Regions from separate parts of the Mus musculus genome. Here regions 2 and 3 are each linked to region 1. A link is a loop called in an ENCODE intact Hi-C map of the cell type or tissue named here. Cell type or tissue: gastrocnemius. All regions are shown on one strand.

Evidence for each region. Hi-C counts contacts between places; a loop is a spot of excess contacts. Peaks named below come from ENCODE experiments on the same cell type or tissue, not always from the same donor. Only the 100,000 strongest peaks of a DNase experiment are listed, where the experiment ranks them.
Region 2: it touches region 1 in a loop (7-fold over the local background); 22 of 42 quality-filtered maps call a loop at or near these places.
Region 3: a loop joins it to region 1, with 11 times the contacts of the local background. A loop is called at or near these places in 35 of 42 quality-filtered maps.

The regions. Positions count from the first base shown.
Region 1 is chr6:149,116,994-149,121,993 of GRCm38, forward strand. No RefSeq gene overlaps it. Among named protein-coding and RNA genes, the nearest start is that of Dennd5b, 18 kb to the left of the region's middle. In gastrocnemius, CTCF peaks have their summits at 2,239 and 3,118 (motif pointing left); a DNase peak (open chromatin) is centred at 3,093; H3K27ac peaks cover 2,145 bases.
Region 2 is chr6:149,055,890-149,060,889 of GRCm38, forward strand. The region is part of intron 3 of Dennd5b (DENN/MADD domain containing 5B); the gene reads right to left. Among named protein-coding and RNA genes, the nearest start is that of Gm23462, 16 kb to the right of the region's middle. In gastrocnemius, CTCF peaks have their summits at 734 (motif pointing right) and 2,118 (motif pointing right); a DNase peak (open chromatin) is centred at 2,161; H3K27ac peaks cover 518 bases.
Region 3 is chr6:149,008,173-149,013,172 of GRCm38, forward strand. Dennd5b (DENN/MADD domain containing 5B) reads right to left here. Exons shown (of 21, transcript NM_177192.3): 15 at 1,583-1,728. Among named protein-coding and RNA genes, the nearest start is that of Gm25539, 43 kb to the left of the region's middle. In gastrocnemius, a CTCF peak has its summit at 2,818 (motif pointing right); no DNase peak of the experiment used is centred here.

The sequences.
Region 1 (5,000 bases):
GCACAACCACCTTATCAATGCAGTTGGGTCAAAGTGACTTTGGACACTTCTCTAAAGCAACATATGACTTGCCTGAATTAAAGGACCAAGTCAATATTAAAAATTTTGGCTAAAAATATGGAAATGTACATGTGAATTTAACACATTAATAAAATATTGTCTTGTAATGTCTTACTCATTGGCTCCATGCCAGCAGCAGCCACACACAGAGTAGTAATTAAAGTGGCAACACTTGTCTTGAGGCCAAATTAGGGGAAATTATTTACTCTCCTTGCTATGGTTGGGAGCATTACAAATCCCAGAATCTAGATAAATGAGGTTATGGTTATATACATACTACTTTTTATATTCATCTTTAAATGTACAATTTGATAATTTTTTCCAAGAAAAACTGCTCCAAAGCAACTGAAATAAGAAGCAGATTGCAATCTTTTATCTTGAGTATCTGTTTTGAGCACCATCCTCATACCCCAAACCCTGACAAAATATTGAACACTTTCTTGCTTTTTGTAATAGAAATTCCCAAACACACACAAGATAGACTAATGAGCCCTCCAGTGTCTGTTGTGATATATCTACATATCTTAACTTTTGGCTGATCTATTTTATGTCTACCTTCCATTTTGGCTTATTTGAACTCAACGATCAGAGACTAATGTTATAGCTTAGTGATAGATCTCTTGCTGTGGTGGCTTAAATGAGAATGGCTCCCATAAGTTAATTTATTTGAATGCATTATTATCAAAGTGTGGCAGTATTTAGAAAAAATGAAGAGGTATGGCCTTGTTGGAAGAGATGTATCGATGGGAGTGGGCTTTAAGGCTTCAAAAGCCCAAGCCAGGCCCAGGGTCTGTCTGTCTGTCTGTCTGTCTGTCTATCTCTCTCTCTCTCTCCCCCCACGCCCCTTTTTCTTGCTGCCTACAGATCTGGATGTAGAACTCTCAGCTACCTCTCCAGCACCATGTCTGCTTGTATGCTGCCTTGCCTCCATTATGAAGATAAAGGACTAAACCTCTGAAACTGTAAGCCAGCCCTAATTAAATGCTTTCTTTTATGAGTTTCTGTGGTCATGGATCTCTTCACAGCAATAGAACACTGAACAAGAACCTGCCTAATAAATCAAGGACCCTGGGATCTAGTTCCCAATACTATATAAAATATAAAATAAAATCAACGACCTTGTTTGGTTCATTGGCCTTTTAAAAATTTAATTTTGGAGATTGGATGATGGCTCAGTGGTTAAAAGGGCTATCTGCTCTTCCAGAGGACCTGGGTTTGTTTCAACTAAACTGAAGTGTCAGCATTTGTGTCCGTGTTGCTCATTTTAAGCTGTTTGGGGCTGGAGTTAGCCCAGCCTGTTGAGTGCTTTTTTAGCAAACACAAACACTTGGACTTATTTCCAGCACTTTGTAAACCAGGTGTGGTAGTGCACTGCTATGGTCAGCACTGGGGAGAATGGAGGTAGGATTATAAATTCAAGGCCTTCCTTGGTTTGGTAAGTTTGAGAACAGCACAGATAAGGCACAGATAAGGTCCTGTCTCAAAAACAAACCAAACTAACAAAACAAAAAGAAAACAAATAAAAACCCACCACCAACAACAAAACACAAGTTTTATTTACCATTGATCTAATTTTGGATCAAAAAGGGACACTAAGAACCTGCTGCCAAGCAAGTTTGTTCCAAACAAGACAAGTTTGCCAGGGAAGCATGAATGAGCTCTTGACAGACTTGTATCCAAGAGTCTCTAGGTCCAGTGAACACCTGCATTTCATCCTTTATCTAAAATACAACATGTGAAACAGGAAATATAAAATTTGGTAGTGTCAGTGTTCAAGTTTTACTTAGTCCCTGTTACTCTAAAAAAACAGTTTTGTTTTTTTTTTTTAAATCCTCCACAATCCATTTTCTGGAAAACAGCTTACTTCAAAGACCCGCCCTTCCTGTAGGACTTTAGTACGCCTTTCAGGTACTCCTCTTTGTTTGCCTAGGACAAGAACAGACAGGAGGCTTCACAATTCTTTGATAAATGATAAATGATTAGCTGAGTTGTTTGTTCCACTGATCACCAGGAGCAAAGTGCTTGTTAGTCAAACTTTGATTAAGCCCTTTTTCTTCCCAGGCCCCTGAACCTTGGCCCACACTCAGTCTGAGTCAACAAGTGTCCCTAGAGGACAACTGGCCTCAGGGTTATTCTCAGATCAGCACACACCCTTTCCATAGTCTCTTGTTGAAATAGCGCTCTTCTACTGCAGAGGCTCCCTGACCCTCTAAATGTTACTTTTAGATAAAAGTCTCTCTTTACTAAGTCTGGATTTTTAAGTTTAAAGATGCAGAAGTACAAGACAATCTCTCAGCTCCTTTGAGCTTTAGCTAGTGCACACGTTGTTAATACTCTTCAGCCCTGCTGGTGAATTTCTAGTGATTCCAGTGGCTTGCTCTGACAAATGATGGTAAAGGCAGATAGTTAAGATGATGGAAAGATTGTTTGCATTGTCTTATATATACCATTGCATTTAATCCCTCTAACTTCTATAAAAAGTACTATCTTTCAGCTGTTTCACAGGTAGGGAAAATGAGGCCTGGAAGAGTTCAAAACATTCTCAGACAGCCCGTGAGTTGTAAAATTGGGTGCAAATCTGGATCAATCTGAGGTCACAATTGGTTCAGTGTTGGAAAACATCTTTACTCCCTCTGCACAGATCCTGACAGTACAGATAACCACAGTGAAGACTGACTGAGCCTCTCTCTTGGCAACAGCATTTGAGGGAAGGAGTTTTTGTAACAGTAGCCAAACTACAAAATTAATCATCCTGTTTCATACCTATTCCACACCCAGACCCTTCATTTTGATCTGAGGGACCTTGAGTGTTTACTTGATAATGGTATGGCTACGGATGAGAAGCACATGAAAAAGCTACTACTGTTCTGCTAGGATCTAGGTTGGTAACAACAGGGAGGACACATGTCCACCTGCTGAACACAGCCCATCTCATGGAACCGTTGCAGCTGCAGAGGCTGAGGTCTGTGGTAAAAATAAACACTTTTTAAAAGGAGTCAGAGTGTGTGAATTACATAAATGAATAAATACCCCCCTCTCCTGGCTATTGTGAGCATTGCAACAGCTTTATTAATGAGCTCCTCCACTAGGCATTTTAGAGTCCCAGCATCTTAAGGTCACAGCATTGGTGCTGGCCTACAATACCAATACCAGGAGGCTGTAGCAAGAGGATCAGAAGTTCAAGATCATTCTTGACTACAAAGCAAGTTGGAGGCACAGTAGGAAAACGTGCTTACCACCAAACCTTGTCTCCTTAGCTGATGCCACCACCTCCTCTTTTTCTTCCTCCTCCTCCTTTTTTTTTTTTTTAAGATTTATTTAATATTATATGTAAGTACACTGTAGCTGTCTTCAGACACACTAGAAGAGGGAGTTAGATCTCGTTACAGATGGTTGTGAGCCACCATGTGGTTGCTGGGATTTGAACTCTGGACCTTCGGAAGAGCAGTCGGGTGCTCTTACCCACTGAGCCATCTCACCAGCCCTCCTCCTCCTTCTTTAACTGAATCTTGTTATATGACTACCCGGGCTACCCTGGTATTCCTGATCTTCTTGCCTCAGCTTTCTGCTGAGATTACAAGTGTTACCTTCAAAATAAATTTACTCCAGATACCCATAATAAATAAATAGGAAGAATTTTTGAAGTATTTCAAAATGAGTTTATGGGTTCTCTTGAATGGCTGAGAATTTTGGGGAATTCTGATTTCTCAATCTGAATCATAATGACTGACAACTTATCCAAGAGGCTGAGGCAGAAAGACCGATGAACACTCAAAGATAGTGGGCTACACAGTGAAATCCTCTCTCAACAAAGATAATAAAGAACTGATATCTTCCAGTAATTTGAGAATACCACCCTAGTTTAATACTCTCTGTGACCTATGGAAGATTAAAGTTTCACAATCTCAGAAAAGTACAACTTACAAATAGTTGTAGGTCCTAATTTTGACATAATCTGAAGTCTAAAGATAGGGAGAAAGAGTCAGTGTTCTTCCATTTATGGAGAGAGTTCTACAATTAAAACATTCTTCAAAATTAAGGGATATTTCAGGAAGCTCAACTTCCTGACCCTCTTCTTTCTTTAGACAGGTTCTCACTACGTAGTTTTGCTTGAGCTGAAACTTACTATGTAGAATAGACCAACCTGACTCTAGGAAATCTGTGTACAAGGATGTTAATGTGTAAGTCTGTGTAAGACTGTGTTGCTAGGAATCAAACCCAGTGTCTGTGTACGTGTGCATGCTAGGCAAGCATTCTACCACTAAGCTATATTCCCTGACAGGAAACTTTTTATAGATTAAAGTGCTCATTACGTTAAAATGTTTTTTGATGATCTCACAAGGAGATAAAATGTTTTATTTTTCCCTGCTAGTAAAATTTTATACAATCTAAGAAAGTGGCCAGGCGAGATGGCTCTCTGGGATAGTGTTTCCTTTGTAAAACCCGAGTTTAATTCCAGGTTGTACACACACAAAATATATAAAGGTAATCTTTTACAAATGCCCCTGAAGCTCAACACTATATATGATGAGAAGGAAAGGTAGGGAGAGAAGAAGGAAGGAGGATGCAAAACAACTCTGAGGTCAGATTGCTAGATTTGGTATTCCAGATTTCAAAGGGGTAAATCATCTGTTCCAGCAGATAAAAGCCACCAGGGCTGCATTGACTGGAATAAATCTATAGGCTCTTGAAAGAATGAAGTTAGTCAATTAACCCCAAGACTACATTTGAAAGTATTTGAAAAGTTACATTAGAGAGGCAACAAAAATCAGATTATATTCTGAATGTCTAATAGTCCAAAGGTCACATGGTAATTTGCATTGAACTAAATACATTAAGTAGCAGGTTGTCTTCTTTTCCTCCTCTCCCTCCTTCTTTCTCTTTCTTTTGTCTAGGGTCATACTTAGTGTTCTAGACTAGCATCAAACCCAAAGTGATCC
Region 2 (5,000 bases), 61 kb before region 1:
ATAATTAAGTTTGAAAAGTAGATAATAATCTATGGGGGATGCAGCCTGTAGATAACACTAATATTTTCAGAGCAAGCCATATAGTTTTCTATAGGGCAGAGAGAGAGAGACAGAGACAGAGACAGAGACAGAGAGACAGAGAAATAAGTTTACTTTGGTTCTGATCTGGTTTTGATGATAAATCAGTTACAAAAAGAATCATTTTCAAAATTGTTTTACACTTGAGAATTGAAGATAAGAGATTATGGACTTGTAAGAATTTCACAAAATTCTGTGTACACAATGACAGTAGAACTGGGGGCTGACTTTATAACTTTAACTTTGCAAAAGGTTAAGGACAATAATCAGATGTTACTTGTCGCATTTGACCAAGCATAAAAAGGATGTTTTCCACTTAAAAATTTTGTGCCATTTCAACATTAAAAATTTTTTTAAGATTTTTTTTATTATTTTAAAATTATGTAAATATGGGGGGGGCAGACTGTGCACATGATTGCACAAGAGGGTGCTGGATCTCCCTGGAGCTGGGATTACAAGTACTTGTGAGCTGCCCTACATGGGTGCTGGGAGTTGAACTGGTCCTCTGTAAGAGCAGTACATGTTTTTTTTTTGTTTTTTGTTGCTTTTTGTTTTTTAAGAATTATTTATTTTATGGATGCAAGTACACTGTAGCTGTCCTCAAACACACCAGAAGAGGGCATCAGATCCTGTTACAGAAGGTTGTGAGCCATCATGTGGTTGCTGGGAATTGAACTCAGGACCTCTGGGAAAACAGTCAGTGCTCTTAACCGCTGAGCCATCTCTCCAGCCCGTAGCATATGTTCTTAACTGATGCTGGATAGACAGCCCAGAGGTGCTGGCAGGGGACCCAGACTTGATTCCTAGCACCTACATGGTGGCTTACAATCATTCATAATTCCAGGAGATTCAATGATCTTTTCCTTTTTCAACATAATATTTTTATTGATTATTTAGAATTTGTATATAATGTACCGGATTATATACTTTCCAGACTTCCCAGGTCCATCCCCCCCACCCCCCCCTCTCATGACCGCCTCCAAAACAAAAGCAGAAAAAGAAAAAAAAGAAAAGAAATAAGAAAAAATTCCAAGTCCAATTTAAGTTCCCTATATACTTACTAAAGCATGGTCAAACTTGCAGTGGCCAGCCCCTTAAAGAAAACTGAGTCCTCCCTTACGCCTACTTTCACCAGCAGCCAACTGCTGTGAAGAGCTGCACTTCAGTAGTGCCCCTAACACAATGGTTTCCTTCGACAACCTCTCCTTACATCCAAGGGCACCAGGCATGAATGTGGTACATAGATACACATGCAGGCAAAACATCCATTCACATAAAATAAATGTAAAATTAAGAAAAATTTACATTACATTTATTTATGTAATTAATTTATGGAACTGGGGAAGGGGTTAGAAGACAACATTACAGAGCTGGTACTCTTCTACCCCTATGTGGGTCCTGAGGACTGAATTTAGGCAAGCACCTTTACCTGCTGCGTTATCTCACCAACCCATTTTTCCACCTCTCCCTACTTGAGGCAAAGACCTTTAATAGATATTGTATTTTACAAATACTGGAGAATCATGCTCTACTGCCTGAACTGGACGCATGCTGGCACCACGATTCTGCAGACTCTTTTGCAATTCAACCTGTAATGAAGGAACCTTTCAACCTATCTTTACTGAACATAATTAATTTAAAGAGATTACCTTTATTAATCTACAATATTGTAGAAATGCAGGTTAGTAGTAGTGCATTTATTTGCCTAATATTCATGAGATGCTGGCTCTATCTCTCTGTCTCTCTGTGTGTGTATGTGTATATGTGTTATCTTGTACATCACACAATAACAGTGCTTGTTATTCTTTTGAAGCTAAGTCGTACAGAAAAGAATGGCTTAGATGTGAATACCAGATCAGTCTGTAGAAACATCAAGAGCTACCTGTGAGAGAAGATCAGCTCTAAGACATCAGTATCTGATTTTATATTTCTTTCTCCATCATATGCCAGATAATGTGAAAGGCTTCCAATTCATTCAGTTATTACAGTTGGTAACCACTTTGACAACGAATACAGACAATGAATTAACCTTTGCCAGCAGAGGGCAATGGAGACACACCACAGGGGAGCCGGGTAGGTTGTTTGTTTGTTTTGCTTTCTGGTCCCAGAGTGCAATCTGTCTTGCTATTGCTGTATGGGTATTTGAGGACATCTGGTGGCACACTGCTATGCCACATGCCAAGAATGAACAGTCAACTGATGATACCTCTTATGGTCCTAAAACAATGTATATTCAGACCTCACACCACAGTGATATTCAACAAATCCTGTGGGTCTGTTCACCAGCCACAGAAAACATGGGCCTTGGACTTTGCCTTCTGTTAGATCAGTGACGAAGGACCAGCTCTGGTCTCCAGGCAACATACTGACAAGTAACCTACTGGTCTTCTTCATATTTTATGAATGGAATTTCTTCAGTGAGGTATTCACTACAGCTCTGGGTATGGGCTCTCACTTAAATGTTTGTGCTTCATTGAGTATCCTTCAGAGTTTATTTCTTTACAGCCTATTTTCTAATACAGTTTAGTAATAATTCATATTACATTCCTCTGCCTAAATTACGTTATGGTTTCTGTTGCCTAGCTGAACCTCAACTGAAAGGTAAAGAGATTTGAGCAGTCAAACTAAATTCCTATCAAGTTGGCTTACAACAGTCTCCTGGAAAACACTTTCTCCAGGTAATGGTGGATTGTAATGTGGAATATTTTCTTGCTTTATTTATAGAAACACCATGGGAAGTAAAAAATAAATTACACATTTTTCTCTCCTCCCCTGGACTTTAAAAGACAGGGCTCATTTTCCTTCCACTCCTATTTCCTGCTTGTAAATGCTCTATGGCCAATCTTTTCAGTTTTGAGTTCTCTACAAGACTGGTTGATATATCATACTTTTTAGTAATGAAATCAATTGGCAGAAAGACCATTTCTTTTAACTGGATCAAGAAATAAGACGCAGGGGCCGGTAATCCAGTCATGGCAATGCTTGTCTAGCATGCACAAGGCCTCTGCATTCAATCATTAACAGAAAAAAATAAATGAAAAAAAAAGTTTTTCTTTAAGCACTCTTTGCATGTGATATGTGTAAAACATGTGCACGTCAGAGGTTGATATCAAGTGTCTTCCTCAGTTGCTTTCCATTTCATTTAAAAGATAGGGTCTCTCCTTGGTAATCACCACTTTGGCTACACTGGCTGACCATTGACCTCCAGAGACTTGTTTGCACTACTCCCTTCTTCATAGCTGAAGTTACAGGTGTGCACTGTTGCAACTGGCTTTTATGTAAGTGATAGGGGTTTCAATTCGATACTCATGCTTACCTGGCTGAGCTAACTTCCATTCAGCATTATCTTAGTCAGTGTTCTATTGCTGAAGAGTCACTATGATGACCACAGCAACTCATATAAAGAAAAACAATTGAGGCTAGTTTACAGTTTCAGGGGTTTAGTCTATTATCAGCATGGTGGGAAGCCTGGCAGCATACAGGCAGACACGGTGCTGGAGAAGGAGCTAAGAGGTCTATATATTTCCTCCAACAAGGTCACATCTATTCCAACAAAGCCAAACCTCCTAATCCTTTCAAATAATGCCACTCCCTAAACATTTAAGTATATGAATTGATAGGAGCCACTATTATTCAAACCACTGAAAGCATGCACGTCCATCCATCTATCATTTGTTTGGTTTTTCAAGATAGGGTTTCTCTGTGTAGCCCTGGCTGTCCTGTAACTCGTTCATGTTTTGTAGACCAGGCTGTCTCCAAACTCAAGATCTTGAGGGTTGGGATTAAAGGAGCATGCCATCATCCCTGTCCTCCATCCAGCATTTTAAGATAAAATATATATTTTTGTCCCCAATGATTCCAAGAGATGGATATGTGATAGCAGGTTTTTTTTCAAGAATTATCTATTTTATGTATATGAGTCATAAGTCCACTGTAGCTGTCTTCAGACACACCAGAAGAGGGCATCAGATCCCATTACAGATAGATGGTTGTGAGCCACCATGTAAGGTTGCTGGGATTTGAACTCAGCACCTTTGGAAGAGCAGTCGGTGCTCTTACCCACTGAGCCATCTCTCCAGCCCTGATGACAGTTATTTGAAGACTCAACAGGGCACATGCAGCTTTTCATGATTTAGCTCTTGTTTGCTTTAGTTCTCACCATTACCTTACAGGCAGCCAAACTCCTGTTGCAGGTCATTCTGTGACTAAGACATCTTCAAAGGTTTGTGAACCTCTGTATATCTTCCTCTTTGCAGAAATGTTCCTCCTTGTATGTGGCAAAACTTTTACCTTTAGAAAATCTCTAATACTAGAGACCTTTACACTGATCCTTTTCTTTATTTTCTTTTGAGACAGCCTTGGCCAGAATTCACTATATAGACCAGGCTGGTCTCAAACTCACAGAGATCTGCCTGCTTCTACCAGCCTGCCAATGCTGGAATTAAATGCTCACACTACCACACAAAATTGACAACTCTATTTCTAATCTCAGAATCTTCAGCATCGCATACGGGGTTTACTACATTGTAATTAGCTGATAAATGTATCTAAAGTATGTAAAATGAAATACAGCATGCTTGGCTGTTACAAATTAAAATATACTGTTATAATTTTGCCTAGAACATCCACGAGGCTCCAATGGATGTCCCTGCTTAAACTTGGCGAGTCACAACAAAACAAAAATACACGAACACATGTATAGTACCTGGTGTTCTCTTGCTAATCATATTATTCCCCCCCCCCCCAAAAAAAACTGTTTGCAGTGTCCTGAACACAGGCTAAAGGAGGCCTGCCCCCAGCTGGATTTGACTGGTAATAAAGAATTGCTGTACAGCCAATAGCTGGGCAAAGGGAGACGAGGCAGAACTCTTAAAGCTGCGTGGGCTAACATGCAGGAGGAGGAAAGGGAGAATCACCATGAC
Region 3 (5,000 bases), 110 kb before region 1:
AAAGAATTCTCCACTTAATACTTTTGGATCATAATTAACACCAGGTACTAAAACTGTAAAAAGTGAAATTATGAATAAACTACGGTTATCAGTGTCCTTGCTGGTTTGTGGAAAAGTACAAGACAAAGCAACGGTGATAGGAACTACAAAAATGGATGATAACTAAATCCTGACTTAAAAAATATCCGATTAGGGGCTGGTGAGATGGCTCAGTGGGTTAGAGCACCCGACTGCTCTTCCGAAGGTCCAGAGTTCAAATCCCAGCAACCACATGGTGGCTCACAACCATCCGTAACAAGATCTGACTCCCTCTTCTGGAGTGTCTGAAGACAGCTACAGTGTACTTACATATAATAAATAAATAAATCTTTAAAAAAAAAAAATATCCGATTAGATGATCAGACACACTATATGATGGACTGAAATATCAAAGTTGCAAGTTTTAAAAGCATTTGCCTTCTTTGTATATCAGTGAAAGGCATCATGTGACCTAGCTGAGGGAAGATGCCAGAGAGAGAGAGAGAGAGAGACAGACAGACAGACAGAGAGGAGGTGGGAGGGAGAAGATGGGATTAACAATGTAGTTTTTGTTCCATAACTGGTGGGCCAAGAAAAACCAAGGCTTTAACTTCTTTTTTTAAAATTTTTAAAAATCTATTTATTATTATATCTAAGTACACTGTAGCTGACTTCAGACACACCAGAAGAGGGCGTCAGATCTCATTACAGATGGTTGTGAGCCACCATGTGGTTACTGGGACTTGAACTCAGGACTTTCAGAAGAGCAGTTAGTGCTCTTAACCACTGTGCCATCTCTCCAGCCCGGCTTTAACTTTTATATACAGATAGATGTGAGTGTGCCACAAACAGAAAGCCAGATGGACCACTGTGGGAGCCCTGTGATTCCAAGTGAAATGACTGATCTTTGACCCTAGGGAATATAAATGGGAACAGAACACCCTACTACCGTTTCTCTCTTATCTGTTTTACTCCTGGCATGTCAGGACCAACCTGAATATGGGTTCAAACATATGGGATTACTCTACTAGATGAGACCCCAAAACTGACAATATAAAAAGCAGTATTTACAAGAGCCAGGCATGGTGGCACACACCTTTAATCCCAGCACTCGGGAGGCAGAAGTGGGCCGATCTCTGAGTTAAAGGCCAGCCTGGTCTATACAGTCCAGGAGAGCCAGGGCTACACAGAGAAACCCTGTCTTGAAAAACAAAAACATTCTATAATGCCACTATGTGCTTCAGGAGCCATATGCAAGGATGTCAGGTCTCTGGTCCTAAGGACCACGTTAGGGAAAAAGCATTTATTTAACATTTTCTGTTTGTCATGTTCTGTGTTAGGCACTGGGAATCAAGGAATAGGACCTGGTGAAGCCTACTACAAGTAGAAAAATAGGAAAATAGGGCTTAACAATAAAAATATAAAGCAACTCGTTTAACATGCTTTAGACACTGTAAGCATATGATAACAAAATGATCTTGTATGTTTGCATGTTCCTTTCATTTGTTTAAAGGGAAATGAAAAGGCAAAACCAGAGATCTTCTGTAGAGCTAAGAGATGTTACCTCAAAAGTCATCTCAAGCAAGTTCTTTGGAATCTGCATTACTCCGGTGTCTCCCAGCTCTCCTGAAACACAGATCCACGGGTTCGAGGTAATGATTGCATTGCTCAGCTTTTTAATTGGAATGATCACTGATCTATAAGGAATCACTGAAAGAAAACACAGAAGTGAATTAAAACATCACAGGATCTAGAACTCGATGCTTTTAAGATCTATGTTGCTTTTTATTTATTTATTTTTTTATGTGCATGAATGTTTTCCTGTATGTATGTATGTACACCATATCTGTTTCTAGTGACCTCAGAGGTCAAAGAGTAGAGTCAGATCCCCTGGAACTGGAATTATAGAACTGGAGTTATGAGCTACAATATGGGTACTGGGGACTGAACCCAGGTCCTCAGCAAGAACAAGTGTTCTTAGTTACTGAGCCATCTCTCTCTAGCCCCTAATATTTGGCTTTTTATGATCATTTTGCTTTTGTTTTTTTGTTTTTGTTTTTGTTTTTTTGGTGTTTTGGTTTTTTGAGACAGGGTTTCTCTGTATAGCCCTGGCTGCCTTGGAACTCACTTTGTAGACCAGGCTGGCCTCGAACTTAGAAATCTGCCTGCCTCTGCCTCTGCCTCTCAAGTGCTGGGATGCACCACCACCACCTGGCTTTTATGATCATTTAAAAAAAGATTTACTTATTTTATATATTTGAGTACACCATCGCTATATTCAGACACACCAGAAGAGGGCTTTGGATCCCATTACAGATGGTTGTAAGCCACCATGTGGTTGCTGGGAGTTGAACTTAGGACCTTTGGAAGAACAGTCAGTGCTCTTAACTGCTGAGCCATCTCTTCAGCCCCTTGTTTGACAAACAAGTCTTTAAGACAGGGTTTTCCTGTGTATCCCTGAGTGGCCTGAACTTGCTCTGTAGACCAGGCTGGTCTCGAACTCACAGAGATCTGCCTGCCTTTGCTGAAATTAAAGGCATGTGCCACCACCATGACTGCCTAGCCAGTTTTTAAGATATACTCATGAGGGCTAGTGAGGTGGCTCAGTGGTTAAAGGTACTTGTCACCATGGCTGACAACCAGATTCAATCCCCAGAACCCATGTGGTGGAAGGGGAGAGAACCAACAGAATGCTAGGATTAAGTTACTGAGGTAACTTATATGCATAAGGAATCAGGGACAGCCAGATGTGCAGAGGCCTATATAAAGCCTTTTCAAAAGACTCACCACTAGATGTCAGCATCCTGTCATGGATTTTGGCTCAAATGTGAAAGCACAAGAAAATTAGGAATTTACAGCAGAAACCATGTAAGAACACTGCTGATTGTTGGCTCACTCACAGGTTGTTACTTAGCTAGCTTTCTTGTACAGGCAGGACCACCTGTGTAGGGAATGGTGCTGCCAACAGTGGGCTGGACAGTCCTAAATCAATTAACAATCAAGAAAAAAAAATAAATTAAATAAATAAAGAGAGAAAGAAAGAGAGGGGGGAGGGGGAAGGGAGGGAGGGAGGGAAGGGAGGGAGGGAGAGAGGGAAGGAAGGAAGGAAGGAAGGAAGGAAGGAAGGAAGGAAGGACGAACGAACGAACGAACAAGATAGACCTTATAGACATGCCTACAGGCTTATATGATCTGGGTAATTCCTCAACTGAGACTCCCCTCTCTCTCTCTCTCTCTCTTTTTTTTTTTTTTTTTTTTTTTTGGTTTTTTGAGACAGGGTTTCTCTGTATAGCCCTGGCTGTTCTGGAACTCACTTTGTAGACCAGGCTGGCTCCGAACTCAGAAATCCACCTGCCTCTGCCTCCCAAGTACTGGGATTAAAGGCGTGTGCCACCACTGCCCAGCGAGACTCCCCTCTTAAGCTCTGTAAAGTTGCCAGTTAAAGTTAACTAGGGTACTCAGCTCTTGGTGACAAGCCCAGTTCAGCATTCCTCCAAGGTTTCTGCTTCAAGCATTTACTTGTGTGAGTTTCCACCCTGACCTCTAAGCTGGAACAAACCCTGTCCTCTAGCTGCTTTTGGTCACGGTGTCTGTCAGAGCAGCAGAGAGGAAACTAGGACACCAGGATATTTCGCTATACATTTCAATGGCTCAAATTGAAAGTTTCTCAGAAAAAAAGAAACCTAAAGGTACAAGAATATTTTTGGAGATTCTTAGGCATCTTAATTATTACTGTGTATGTGATTTGCCCTTTTATGCTGAGACATCTTGCTAGTCCTTTTTGGTCTGCGTTTGTTTTGAGACTTGATTCATATGTCCCATGCTGGCCTTGAAAATAGCTGAAGATGACCATGTTGTTAGCCATCTAAGTGACCTTTCTTTTCTTTTAAAACCTTTAAAAGACATTTATTTGTGTGTGCGTGTGTATGTGTGTACCCACGTATGTGTCTTGGTGCATATGTAGAGCTCAGAGGACAATCTTTGGGAATCTGTTCTTTTTCTACCTAGGGAGCTGAACTCTGTCAGGCTTTGGAACAAGTGCCCTTACTCATTGACCTATCATGCGTGACCTCCTATTCTTTCTTTTGAGATAGAACTTTCCTACATAGCGTATTCCAATCTTTTTTTTATTTTTGGCTTTCGAGACAGGGTTTCTCTGTCATGGAACTCACTCTGTAGACCAGGCTGGCCTCGAACTCAGAAATCTGCCTGCCTCTGCCTCCCAAGTGCTGGGATTAAAGGCGTGCACCACCATCGCCAGGCTGCCAGTCTTAACTTTTTGATCCTCTTGCCTCAACAGGGATTACAGGAGCTACATGCCCAGTCTTTAGATAATTAAAAACAAACAAACAAAACAAACAAACAAAAACAGTGCTGGGATTGAACCCACTGTTTCACACATGGTAAGCAAGTGCACTCCAAGTGAGCAATAGTTTTACTCTAACAACTTAGATTCTTATACATGTAGTAATTGAATGAACTAGAGATTATTAGGTTATTACTTGTAGATATCATTAGTATTTGATAAGATATCTAATAAACTCATTACACAATTATAGGTATCTAATAAGATATCTAATAATCTTATTAGATATTACCTAGTTAGATATTGATATTTTATTAGATATCTAATAATACCTTATTAGATGTTGGCCAATTTATGTTGGCCCTATTAATTCCAACTCTTTTTTCCTTATCTGTTTCTCCAGAGACCAGCAATCTGTGCCTTCACAGTTCTGGCCAGTGAAATGACAATGATGCTTACTGAGATTAGGAGAAAATTATGCTTAAAACAACAACAACAGGGGCTGGAGAGATGGCTCAGCAGTTAAGAGCACTGACTGCTCTTCCAGAGGTCTTGAGTTCAAATCCCTGCAACCACATGATGGCTCAAAACCATCTGTAATGAGATCTGATGCCCTCTTCTGGTGTGTCTGAAGATAGCTACAGTGTACTTACATATTAAATAAATAAATCTTAAA